2 separate regions of the Homo sapiens genome follow, and region 1 is linked to region 2. Evidence: read pairs that join two places in POLR2A ChIA-PET (ENCODE). Cell type or tissue: HepG2. All regions are shown on one strand. Links, peaks and the distances in the headings refer to the core of each region. The heading gives the core; the rest is flanking DNA. Region 1 holds the start of C11orf52 (chromosome 11 open reading frame 52). Region 2 overlaps DIXDC1 (DIX domain containing 1).

Evidence for each region. ChIA-PET counts read pairs that join two places held together with the same protein. Peaks named below come from ENCODE experiments on the same cell type or tissue, not always from the same donor. Only the 100,000 strongest peaks of a DNase experiment are listed, where the experiment ranks them.
Region 1: POLR2A ChIA-PET joins it to region 2 with 7 read pairs; 1 of 35 experiments calls an interaction of 5 or more read pairs at or near these places.

Annotation. Positions count from the first base shown.
Region 1 is chr11:111,916,623-111,921,995 of GRCh38, reverse strand. It overlaps C11orf52 (chromosome 11 open reading frame 52), which reads right to left and starts at 3,083. Exons shown (of 4, transcript NM_080659.3): 1 at 2,992-3,083. The coding sequence starts at 3,023. It overlaps HSPB2-C11orf52 (HSPB2-C11orf52 readthrough (NMD candidate)), which reads right to left. Exons shown (of 5, transcript NR_037651.1): 2 at 2,992-3,318. It also overlaps a transcript of CRYAB not described here. RefSeq lists an enhancer at 2,957-3,251. In HepG2, for the core only: a CTCF peak has its summit at 3,188 (motif pointing left); DNase peaks (open chromatin) are centred at 3,095 and 3,995; H3K4me3 peaks cover 1,966 bases.
Region 2 is chr11:112,004,074-112,009,446 of GRCh38, reverse strand. The region is part of intron 17 of DIXDC1 (DIX domain containing 1); the gene reads right to left. Among named protein-coding and RNA genes, the nearest start is that of DLAT, 19 kb to the left of the region's middle. In HepG2, for the core only: a CTCF peak has its summit at 4,851; a DNase peak (open chromatin) is centred at 3,206.

The DNA of each region.
Region 1 (5,373 bases), core at 147-5,146, 87 kb after region 2:
CTGGGCGTGGTGGCACGCACCTGTAATGCCAGCTACTAGGGAGACTGAGGCATGAGAATCGCTTACACCTGGGAGGCTAAGGTTGCAGCGAGCCAAGATTGTGCCACTGCACTCCATACTGGGAGATAAAGCAAAACTCTGTTTCAAAAAAAAAAAATGAGTATGATAATATAATTCAGACCTCATGGGATTATTGTAAGGATTAAATAAAACAGGAAATGTAAAATACTTAGCATGGTTCCTAGCATATAATAAGCATGAGTAAAAGTTGACCACTAATGACTATCACCATCAGAGAACTAATCAGTAATGAAAAAAGAATACCAACACTTGGGAAGAAAGAGAATAAAAGAAGCTGTTACATCTCCTTCTCTAGAAGCTTTTCTGTGCTTCTAGATGTCCTATGTCTATAGGGCACCTCAGAGTTTAAAGGGTGCTTTATTTTTTCAATCCTGACATTCCAGGAAACACATATTTTTGTTCCCATTTTACAGACGGGTTAATGAAGGGCCTTTTTTACTAACTTAATAAAGAGTAAAATTTTCCATGATGTTAGGTGTTCTTCCAACATTCTTTATGAAGTGGCTACGTATTTCCCATTAATTGGATATGCCATGTATTTAGACAGTTACCAAATGTTGGACCTTCAGGGTATTTCTTACTCAACAAGGCAGGGACCAAATGTCCTTTTATTACTATGTCTTCTGTGTCTATCACTGTGCCTGTAGTACATGTTCAATAAACACTGTTTAATAAATGAATGGATAAATGAATGAGTAGTAGGGCAGGACTTGAATCCAATGTACTACTCCAAAACCTGTGTGTTTTCCAATGCACTTCACTTGTCTATCTAAATATAATGATGCTTTATTTATAACATGACATCTTCCAGATCTGCCCCAGGCATGGAAGGCAGTAGACAGAATAAAACCAGGACCAGGAATTTACGGCATGGCAGTGATGAAAATTCTGGGAAAGAATAGTAACAACCCCACAGATAATTTATTATGAGGTTTTCACATACGCTATATCCTTTGCTCTTCAAAATAAGCCTGTGATCTACACAATGTAGGATGTATTATCTACATTTTACATGTGAGGATGGATACAGAGAAATTAAGGGACTTATTACCTATGGTCACATAGTAAATAAGTGTGAAAGTCATATTCAGATATTCCATGGATATTCTTCTTTTTCCTACTTCTGCCCTTTTATTTTTATTTTCATTTTTGAGACAGGGTCTCATTCTGTCACCCACACTGGAGTGCAGTGGTGTGATCATGGTTCACTGCAGCCTCTACCCCCAGGGCTCAGGTGATCCTCCTGCCTCAGCCTCCCAAGTACCTGGGATTACAAGCACGCACCACCACGCCTAGCTAATTTTTAATTTTTTTGTAGAGATGGGGCCACCCTATGTTGCCCAGGCTGGTCTCAAACTCCTTTTCTTTTTTTTTTTCAAGACATAGTCTCGCTCTGTTGCCCAGTCTGGACTGCAGTGGCGCAATCTCAGCTCACTGCAACCTCTGTCTCCCAAGCTTAAGGGATTCTCGTGCCTTAGCTTCTCAAGTAGCTCAGATTACAGGCGTGTGCCACCATGCCTGGCTAATTTTTTTGTATTTTTAGTAGAGATGGTGTTTTGCCATGTTGGCCAGGCTGGTCTTGAACTCCTGGCCTCAAGTCATCTGCCTGCCTCAGCCTCCCAAAGTGCTAGGATTACAGGTGTGAGTCACTGCATCCGACCACTTCTGCCCTTTAATTTATTTTATTTTATTTTATTCTATTTTATTTTATTTTATTTTTGAGACGGAGTCTTGCTCTGTCACCCAGGGTGGAGTGCAGTGGTGCAATCTCGGCTCACTGCAAGCTCCGTCTCCTGGGTTCAAGGGATTCTCCTGACTCAGCCTCCCGAGTAGCTGGGACTACAGGCACCCACCACCACGCCCGGCTAATTTTTTGTATTTTCAGTAGAGATGGGGTTTCACCGTGTTAGCCAGGATGGTCTCGATCTCCTGACCTCGTGATCCACCCGCCTCGGCCTCCCAAAGTTCTGGGATTACAGGCGTGAGCCACCACGCCTGGCACTTCTGCCCTTTTAAATAAACATTGCTTCAAAGTTGACTTGCTTGATCTAAGAGGCAATATTATGCAGTGGTTCAAAAGGTGGCCTCTGAAGTCAGGTGGGCCTCAGTTGGAATCTTGGTTTACTTGCTTACCAGCCATGTGACCTTAGGCAAGTTAGTTAATTTCTCTGAGCCTCAGTTTCTCAGCTGACTGTAAAATAGGAGGAGGGGCAAAACCATTTACCTCATAAAGTATTGGAAAAATTAAATGAGACTGTAAAATGTCTGGCACATAGAAAGCTCTCAAGTGCTACAATTATTACTCTCATCCAGGAAGAAAGGGAAAGAAGGGGAAAGGGAGGAAGAGGGCACAGAAAAACAATGCCGGTTCAATATTCCTGCCCTGCTCTGGCCATTCCGCAGACAGCTAGCTTGGCTCTGTTTTTTTTTGTTGTTGTTGTTGTTGAGACAGTCTCGCTCTGTTGCCAGGCTGGAGTGCAGTGGCGCGATCTCGGCTCACTGCAACCTCCGCCTTCCGGATTCAAGCGATTCTCCTGCCTCAGCCTCCCGAGTAGCTGGGACTACAGGTGCGCGCCACCATGCCCAGCTAATTTTTGTATTTTCAGTAGAGACGGGGTTTCACCATGTTGGCTAGGATGGTCTCGATCTACTGACCTCGTGATCCGCCGGCCTCGGCCTCCCAAAGTGCTGGGAGTAGAGGCGTGAGCCACCGCGCCCAGCCACTTGGCTCTGTCTTCTAAGGCCTCCTGAAAGGAGGTGCTGCTCTGGTGTTGGAACAAGGAGGTACCAGGCAGAGGAAGGTGGCAGTGGGAGGCTGGCAGACAACTATCTCCAGGTCCTCTGATTTTCGGGGCCTCTACATCCACCAACAGAGATAGATGTTCCCCTTTGCCCTTCCAGCCTACTCACCAGCTTCCTCCGCAGCAGACCCGGTTTCCCATGGCGCTCTGTCTCCAAGGGAGCCCAGCTGTTTTTATGCATCAAGAGGCTTGTGCATTTCCGGGTTCCTGGTTGAGCTTTCCGCGGCAGCTCCCGGAGTCTGTGTCAGTGTCAGATTTCAACCTAGCAGGTTGGACTTTTGAAGCCACCTGCTGGAATGATTCCCAGGTGACTGTGTTCCCAGCCAAAGGGTAGAACAACACACGGGCTCCAGGTGAGAGCTATCTCAACTTCAGGATTTGAAGCGTCTTTTGATGAAGCCATGAACTTGAGCTTCAAGCTTCAATAAAAAGAAACCTGAGATAGAAAAGGGCTCTTGGTTTCCTTACGAAATGCTTCTCCATTACATCACTCTGTCTTTGAAATATATCCTCTATAATAGATGAGTGCCTAATGTAGTAGTTTGCTCAGCACCACTCAGGTTTAACTGAGTTTCACTTTCGAGGCAATTGGTACCAGTTTCTTATTATTTTTGTACAGAATCTGGGTTGGGATACTGGAGTCTCTTGGAAACTTAAGTTTGGGGAAATGGGTTCCTCATATATTCTCCCTTGCTATTTGAAATCGATGTGGGCAAATCACTTAACCTTTATAGGGCCTAAGTTTCTAGGGCTGTGAAATGAAAAAAACTGAATCTAATCCCCTTTCTGGTATAAAATCAGATGATTCTATGATCAGGATGGCCTCAGCACTTCTTAACCACTCATTTCCTTATCCACAGTTCAGAACTACTGATTCTCCACTTACCCCTCAACTCTGCGTCTCCTTCCAGTAACCCAAAGTTAGACTCACCCGCACTCACCAGTAGAAAATATGGGCTCTACGAGAATCTGTGAAACCCATCATTCTTGTGTTCAGTTCTCTCACCCCATTTTTAGTGTTTTCCTCGGATGCCTGGTTATTGTCCTTTAAGTGGATGTTCAGGGCCCACCACTCAGCTCTGCACTCCACAGAGAATACCCTGGACTTTGAACTCCTCCTCTTATGAAACATGGGTAAGAGTGACAATCTTACAGGATTGTGGTGAAAAATAAAGCTCTAGTGCAGGGCCTGGCACATGGGACACACTCAGTAAGAGTTAGGCATTGTTGTTATTATTACAAAGCATCTTATTTTCTTTCTTTCTTTTATTTTTAAAGACAGGGTCTCAATCTGTCACCCAGGCTGGAGTTGAGTGGCTAGCTCACTGCAACCTCAAACTCCTACGCTCAAAAGATTCTCCCCCCTCAGCCTCTCGAGTAGCTGGGACTACAGGCTCACACCACTGTGCCTAGCTAATTAAAAAAAAAAAAATCTTTTTAGAGACAAGGTCTTTTTTTTTTTTTTTAAATTAATGTGAGATGGGGGTCTTGTTATGTGGACCAGGCTGGTCTCGAACTCCTGGCCTCAAGCAATCCTCCCATCTCAGCCTCCCAAAGTGCTGGGGTTACAGGTGTGAGGCACCACACCTGGCCAAGATAGGGTCTTGCTATGTTGCCCCTGCTGGACTTGAACTTCTGGCCTGAAGTGACCCTCCCACCACGCCTGGTTCCCACATCTTACTTTCTTTTCTTGTGCCCCAATCATTGCACTATTTCATGGCCATGCTTCTTCCATGCAATCCATTCTGTACTCTACTCTACCATTAACTGTATCCTTTTCATCTTGTTACCCACTCCTTCTCCTCCCAGTTCAAAAGCCATTAATGATTTCCTATCACCTACAGGATACAGTTCAAACTGCTTAGCCTGGCACTCCAAGCCCTCCATAATCTGGTTCCTTTTTAGTCACCCCTTCTGTAATGTTTTAAAAAGCACCTAAGCAGCTGGGTTTACACAGTGGCTTGGCTCATGCCTGTAATCCCACTGCTTTGGGAGACTGAGGCAAGAGGATCGCTTGAGCCCAGGAGTTCAAGATCAACCTGGGCAATATAGCAACAACCCATCATCTCTACAAAGTATAAAAACTGAAAAATTAGCCAGGTGTGGTGATGTGTGCCTGTAGTCCCAGCTACTCAGAAGGCTGAGGTAGGAGGGTTGAGCAAGAAAGTTTGAGGGTGCAGTGAGCTGTGATCACACCACTTTACTCCAGCCTGGGTGACAGAGTGAGACTCTGTCTCTAAAAAAAAAAAGAAAAGAAAAAAAGGAAAAGAAAAGAAAAGGAAAGGAAATCACCTAAGGGATTTTTAGATGACCAGAAACTCCAAAGAAATCAATAGAGGAATAGACCATTGTGGTAGCCAGAAAACCTCATATGCCTAAAGCAGCATTAATAGAAGCCTGAAGTGATAAACAAGGATATTGATTATTCCACTGAAGTCTGTACCAGTCAATCCATGACTGGAATAATAATTTTAGGTCTAGATGTTGAATT
Region 2 (5,373 bases), core at 272-5,271:
AGGGAGGAGTCCCTCCTTTTCTGTTGATTGGAATAGTTTCAGAAGGAATGGTACTAGCTCCTCTTTTCTACCTGTGGTAGAATTTGGCTGTAAATCCATCTGGTCCTGGACTTTTTTTGGTTGGTAGGCTATTAATTATTGCCTCAATTTCAGAACCTGTTATTGGTCTATTCAGAGATTCAACTTCTTCCTGGTTTAGTCTTGGGAGGGTGTATGTGTCCAGGAATTTATCCATTTCTTCTAGATTTTCTAGTTTATTTGCGTAGAGGTGTTTATAGTATTCTCTGATGGTAGTTTGTATTTCTGTGGGATCGGTGGTAATATCCCCTTTATCATTTTTTATTGTGTCAATTTGATGCCTCTCTCTTTTCTTCTTTATTAGTCTTGCTAGCGGTCTATCAGTTTTGTTGATCCCTTCAAAAAACCAGCTCCTGGATTCATTGATTTTTTTAAAGGTTTCTTGTGTCTCTATCTCCTTCAGTTCTGCTCCAATCTTAGTTATTTCTTGCCTTTTGCTAGCGTTTGAATTTCTTTGCTCTTGATTCTCGATTTCTTTTAATTGTGATGTTAAGGTGTCGATTTTAGATCTTTCCTGCTTTCTCCTGTGGGCATTTAGTGCTAAAAATTTCCCTCTACACACTGCTTTAAATGTGTCTCAGGTATTCTGGTACGTTGTGTCTTTGTTCTCATTGGTTTCAAAGAACATCTTTATTTCTCCCTTCATTTCGTTATTTAGCCAGTAGTCATTCAGGAGCAGGTTGTTCAGTTTCCATGTAGTTGTGCAGTTTTGAGTGAGTTTCTTAATCCTGAGTTCTAATTTGATTGTGCTGTGGTCTGAGAGACAGTTTGTTGTGATTTCTGTTTTTTACATTTGCTGAAGAGTGCTTTACTTCCAACTGTATGATCAATTTTAGAATAAGTGTGATGTGGTGCTAAGAAGAATGTATATTCTGTTGATTTGGGGTGGAGAGTTCTGTAGATGTCTATTAGGTCTGCTTGGTGCAGAGCTGAGTTCAAGTCATGGATATCCTTGTTAATCTGTCTCGTTGATCTAATATTGACAGTGGGGTGTAAAAGTCTCCCATTATTATTGTGTGGGAGTCTAAGTCTCTTTGTAGGTCTCTAAGGACTTGGTTTATGAATCTTGGTGCTCCTGTATTGGGTGCATATAAATTTAGGATAGTTAGCTCTTCTTGTTGAATTGATCCCTTTACCATTATGTAATGGCCTTGTCTCTTTTGATCTTTGTTGGTTTAAAGTCTGTTTTATCAGAGAGTAGGATTTCAATCCCTGCTTTTCTTTTTTTTTTTTTTTTGCTTTGCATTTGCTTGGTAGATCTTGCTCCATCCCTTTATTTGAGCCTATGTGTGTCTCTGCACGTGATATGGGTCTCCTGAGTACAGCACACCGATGGGTTTGACTCTATCCAATTTGCCAGTCTGTCACTTTTCATTGGGGCATTTAGCCCATTTACATTTAAGGTTAATATTGTTATGTGTGAATTTGATCCTGTCATTATGATGTTAGCTGCTTATTTTGCCCATTAATTGATGCAAGTTTCATCATAGCATCGATGGTCTTGACAATTTGGCATGTTTTTGCAGTGGCTGGTACCGGTTGTTCCTTTCCATGTTTAGTGCTTCCTTCAGGAGCTCTTGTAAGGCAGTCCTGGTGGTGACAGAATCTCTTAGCATTTGCTTGTCTGTTAAGGATTTTATTTCTCCTTCACTTATGAAGCTTAGTTTGGCTGGATATGAAATTTTGCGTTGAAAACTCTTTTCTTTAAGAATGTTGAATATTGGCCCCCACTCTCTTCTGGCTTGTAGAGTTTCTGTCGAGAGATCCGCTGTTAGTCTGATGGGTTTCCCTTTGTGGGTAACCTGACCTTTCTCTCTGGCTGCCCTTAACATTTTTTCCTTCATTTCCACCTTGGTGAATCTGATAATTATGTGTCTTGGGGTTGCTCTTCTTGAGGAGTATCTTTGTGGTGTTCTCTGTATTTCCTAGATTTGGATGTTGGCCTGCCTTGCTAGATTGGGTAAGTATTCCTGGATAATATCCTGAACAGTGTTTTCCAACTTGGTTCCATTCTCCCTGTCACTTTCAGGTACACCAATCAAACGTAGATTTGGTCTTTTCACATAGTCCCATGTTTCTTGGAGGCTTTGTTCGTTGCTTTTTACTCTTTTCTCTCTAAACTTCTCTTCTCACTTTATTTCATTAATTTGATCTTCAATCACTGATACCCTTTCTTCCACTTGATCGCATTGGCTATTGAAGCTTGTGCGTGCATCACAAAGTTCTCATGCCATGGTTTTCAGCTCCATCAGGTCATTTAAGGTCTTCTCTACACTGTTTATTCTAGTTAGCCATTCATCTAATCTTTTTTCAAGGTTTCTAGCTTCCTTGCAATGGGTTCAAACATCCTCCTCTAGCTCGGAGAAGTTTATTACCGACCTTCTGAAGCCGACTTCTGTCAACTCATCAAAGTCATTCTCCGTCCAACTTTGTTCCCTTGCTGGTGAGGAGCTGCGATCCTTTGGAGGAGAAGAGGTACTCTCGTTTTTAGAATCTTCAGCTTTTCTGCTCTGGTTTCTCCCCATCTTTGTGGTTTTATCTACCTTTGGTCTTTGATGTTGGTGACCTAGAGATGAGGTTTTGGTGTGGATGTCCTTTTTGTGGATGCTGATGCTATTCCTTTCTGTTCGTTAGTTTTCCTTCTAACAGTCAGGTCCCTCAGCTGCAGGTCTGTTGGAGTTTGCTGGAGGTCCACTCCAGACCCTGTTTGCCTGGGTATCACCAGTGGAGGCTGCAGAACAGCAAATATTGCAGAACAGCAAATATTGCCTGATCCTTCCTCTGTAAGCTTTGTCCCAGAGGGGCACTTGCCTGTATGAGATGTAAGTCATCCCCTACTGGGAGGTGTCTCCCAGTTAGGCTACACAGGGGTCAGGGACCCACTTGAGGAGGCAGTCTGTCCGTTCTCAGAGCTCAAACGCCATGCTGGTAGAACCACTGCTCTCTTCAGAGCTGTCAGACAGGGACGTTTAAGTATGCAGAAGTTTCTGCTGCCTTTTGTTCAGCTATGCCCTGCTCCCAGAGGTGGGGGCTACAGAATCAGCAGGCCTAGCTGAGCTGTGGTGGGCTCCGCCCAGTTTGAGCTTCCAGGCAGCTTTGTTTACCTACTCAAGCCTCAGCAATGGCAGGTGCCCCTCCCCCTGCCAGGCTGTTGCCTCGCAGTTCAATCTCTGACTGCTGCACTAGCTGTGAGCAAGGCTCTGTGGGTGTGGGAACCACCGAGCCAGGCACTGGATAGTAGCTCCTGGTCTGCATTTGCTAAGACTGTTGAAAACGCGCAGTATTTGGGGGAGGAGTGTTCCGTTTTTTCCAGGTACAGTCTGTCAGGGCTTCCTTTGTCTAGGAAAGGGAAATCTCCCAACGCCTTGCGCTTCCTGGGTGAGGCGACGCCCTGCCCTGCTTTGGTTCACCCTCCGTGGGCTACACCCACTGTCCTCCTGACCTCAAGTAATCTGCCCGCCTTGGCCTCCCAAAGTGCTGGGATTATAGTCATAAGCCACCACACCCGGCCCAGGTTTTCTATATTCTTATTGATGTTCTGTACACTACTTCTACTGATTACTGCAAAGAAGAAATATTAAAGCCTCCAATTGTAACTAGATTTATCTATTTCTCCTTTCAGTTTTTGTTTCATGTATTTTTTGAGGGGGGGACGGGAGAGGACAGTGTCTCACTCTGTCTGTCACCCAGCTGCCCAGACTGGAGTGCAGTGGTGTGATCACAGCTCACTGCAGCCTCCAACTCCCAGACTCAAGTGATCCTCCTGCCTCAGCCTCCCAAGTAGCTAGGACTTCAGGCATATGCCACCACACCTGGCTAATTTTTTTTATTTTTTTGTTGAGTCAGGGTCTCACCATGTTGCCCAGGCTTGTCTCAAACTTCTGGGCACAAGTGATCCTCCTGTCTCAGCCTCCCAAAATGCTGGGATTACAGGCATGAGCCACAGTGCCTGGGCTGCTTCAGGTATTTCAAAGCTGTTATTGGGTATACACACATTTAGGATTATTATGTCTTCTCGGTGAATTGACCTTTTTATTATTATGTATCATCTTTATACCTGGAATGATTCCTTGTTCTCAAGTATACTTTATCAGATACTAATATAACCACACTTCCTTTTGATTAGTGTTTCCATGGTATATCTTTATCCATCTTTTTACTTTTAAATCCATTTATATCATTATATTTATAGTGGGTTTCCTATAAACAGTAGTTGAGTCTTCCTCACCTGTATGTGCATGTTATCAACATTTTCACTACAGCCTTTAACATATGAATCAGTTACTTTAAATTCCTTGTCTGATGGTTTCGACATCCTTGTCATATATGAGTTTGATTCTGTTGACTGCTTTCGCTCTTCACAGTGGCTTCGTTTTTCTCTTGCTCTTGTGGATGCCTCATAATTTCTTATTGAATGCCAGACATATGTTAAGACAGGAGAGACAGAGGTAAAAGTATCTGTTTAGAAATGGGCACACTGTTTGTTCTTCCAGGCCATCGGTAGGGACAGTTGAGTTAATTTGGTCAGAAGCTGAGCTGGGATTGAGATTTTTGTTAAGGTTACCTTCAGTGCACCACCATTTTCCAAGTCTTCTAGAGTTAGGTTTAGGGACAGCTGCTTGTTGGAGGGTCGTTCCTCAATGTTCCTTCCCCTCCCTCAGCTGTAGGCTTTCCTCATATGCCTGTGCCTCAGTCAGTCTCTGTATGCTGTTTCCTGCCTCAGAAGCAGTCCACTGCTCCTAATTGAACAGTGCTTGCTCCCCTGGTGGTGGGGGATGAGCAGTGCTTCTCTGTTGTCCTGACGCAGCCCCAGTTTTTAAGTGGGGTTTTCTCAGTGATCCTGTCCCTCCCCCAGTGGTAGGCGACCTCTTACAATCTGAGTCCAAGATAGTTTCCTGCCCCTCTGCCAAGGTAGTGTTCCTTTTCCTTTCCATCCCCACTAGCTGTAATGGGTCTTCACCTTTGCCTAGAGCAGGGACGGAGGGGTCAACAGGATTTACTTCGCTTCCACAGTGGCTTAAGGCTTTGCTCCGTAAGCGAGAATGGTCTGGATGTGGCTTCATGCCTTTCCTGCAGTGGCAGCTGCTCCCTTGCTCCATGAAGGAGGGAGGGAGGGTTTCTTTAGACTCTATCCCCACAGCCAACCTTTTTTTAACCAAAAGCATATTTTATTAATTTTTAAATTGATACATATCAGTTCTACGTATTTTTAGGTTACATGTGATATATATATATACACACACATATATATATACACATATACACACACATATATATACACATATACACACACAT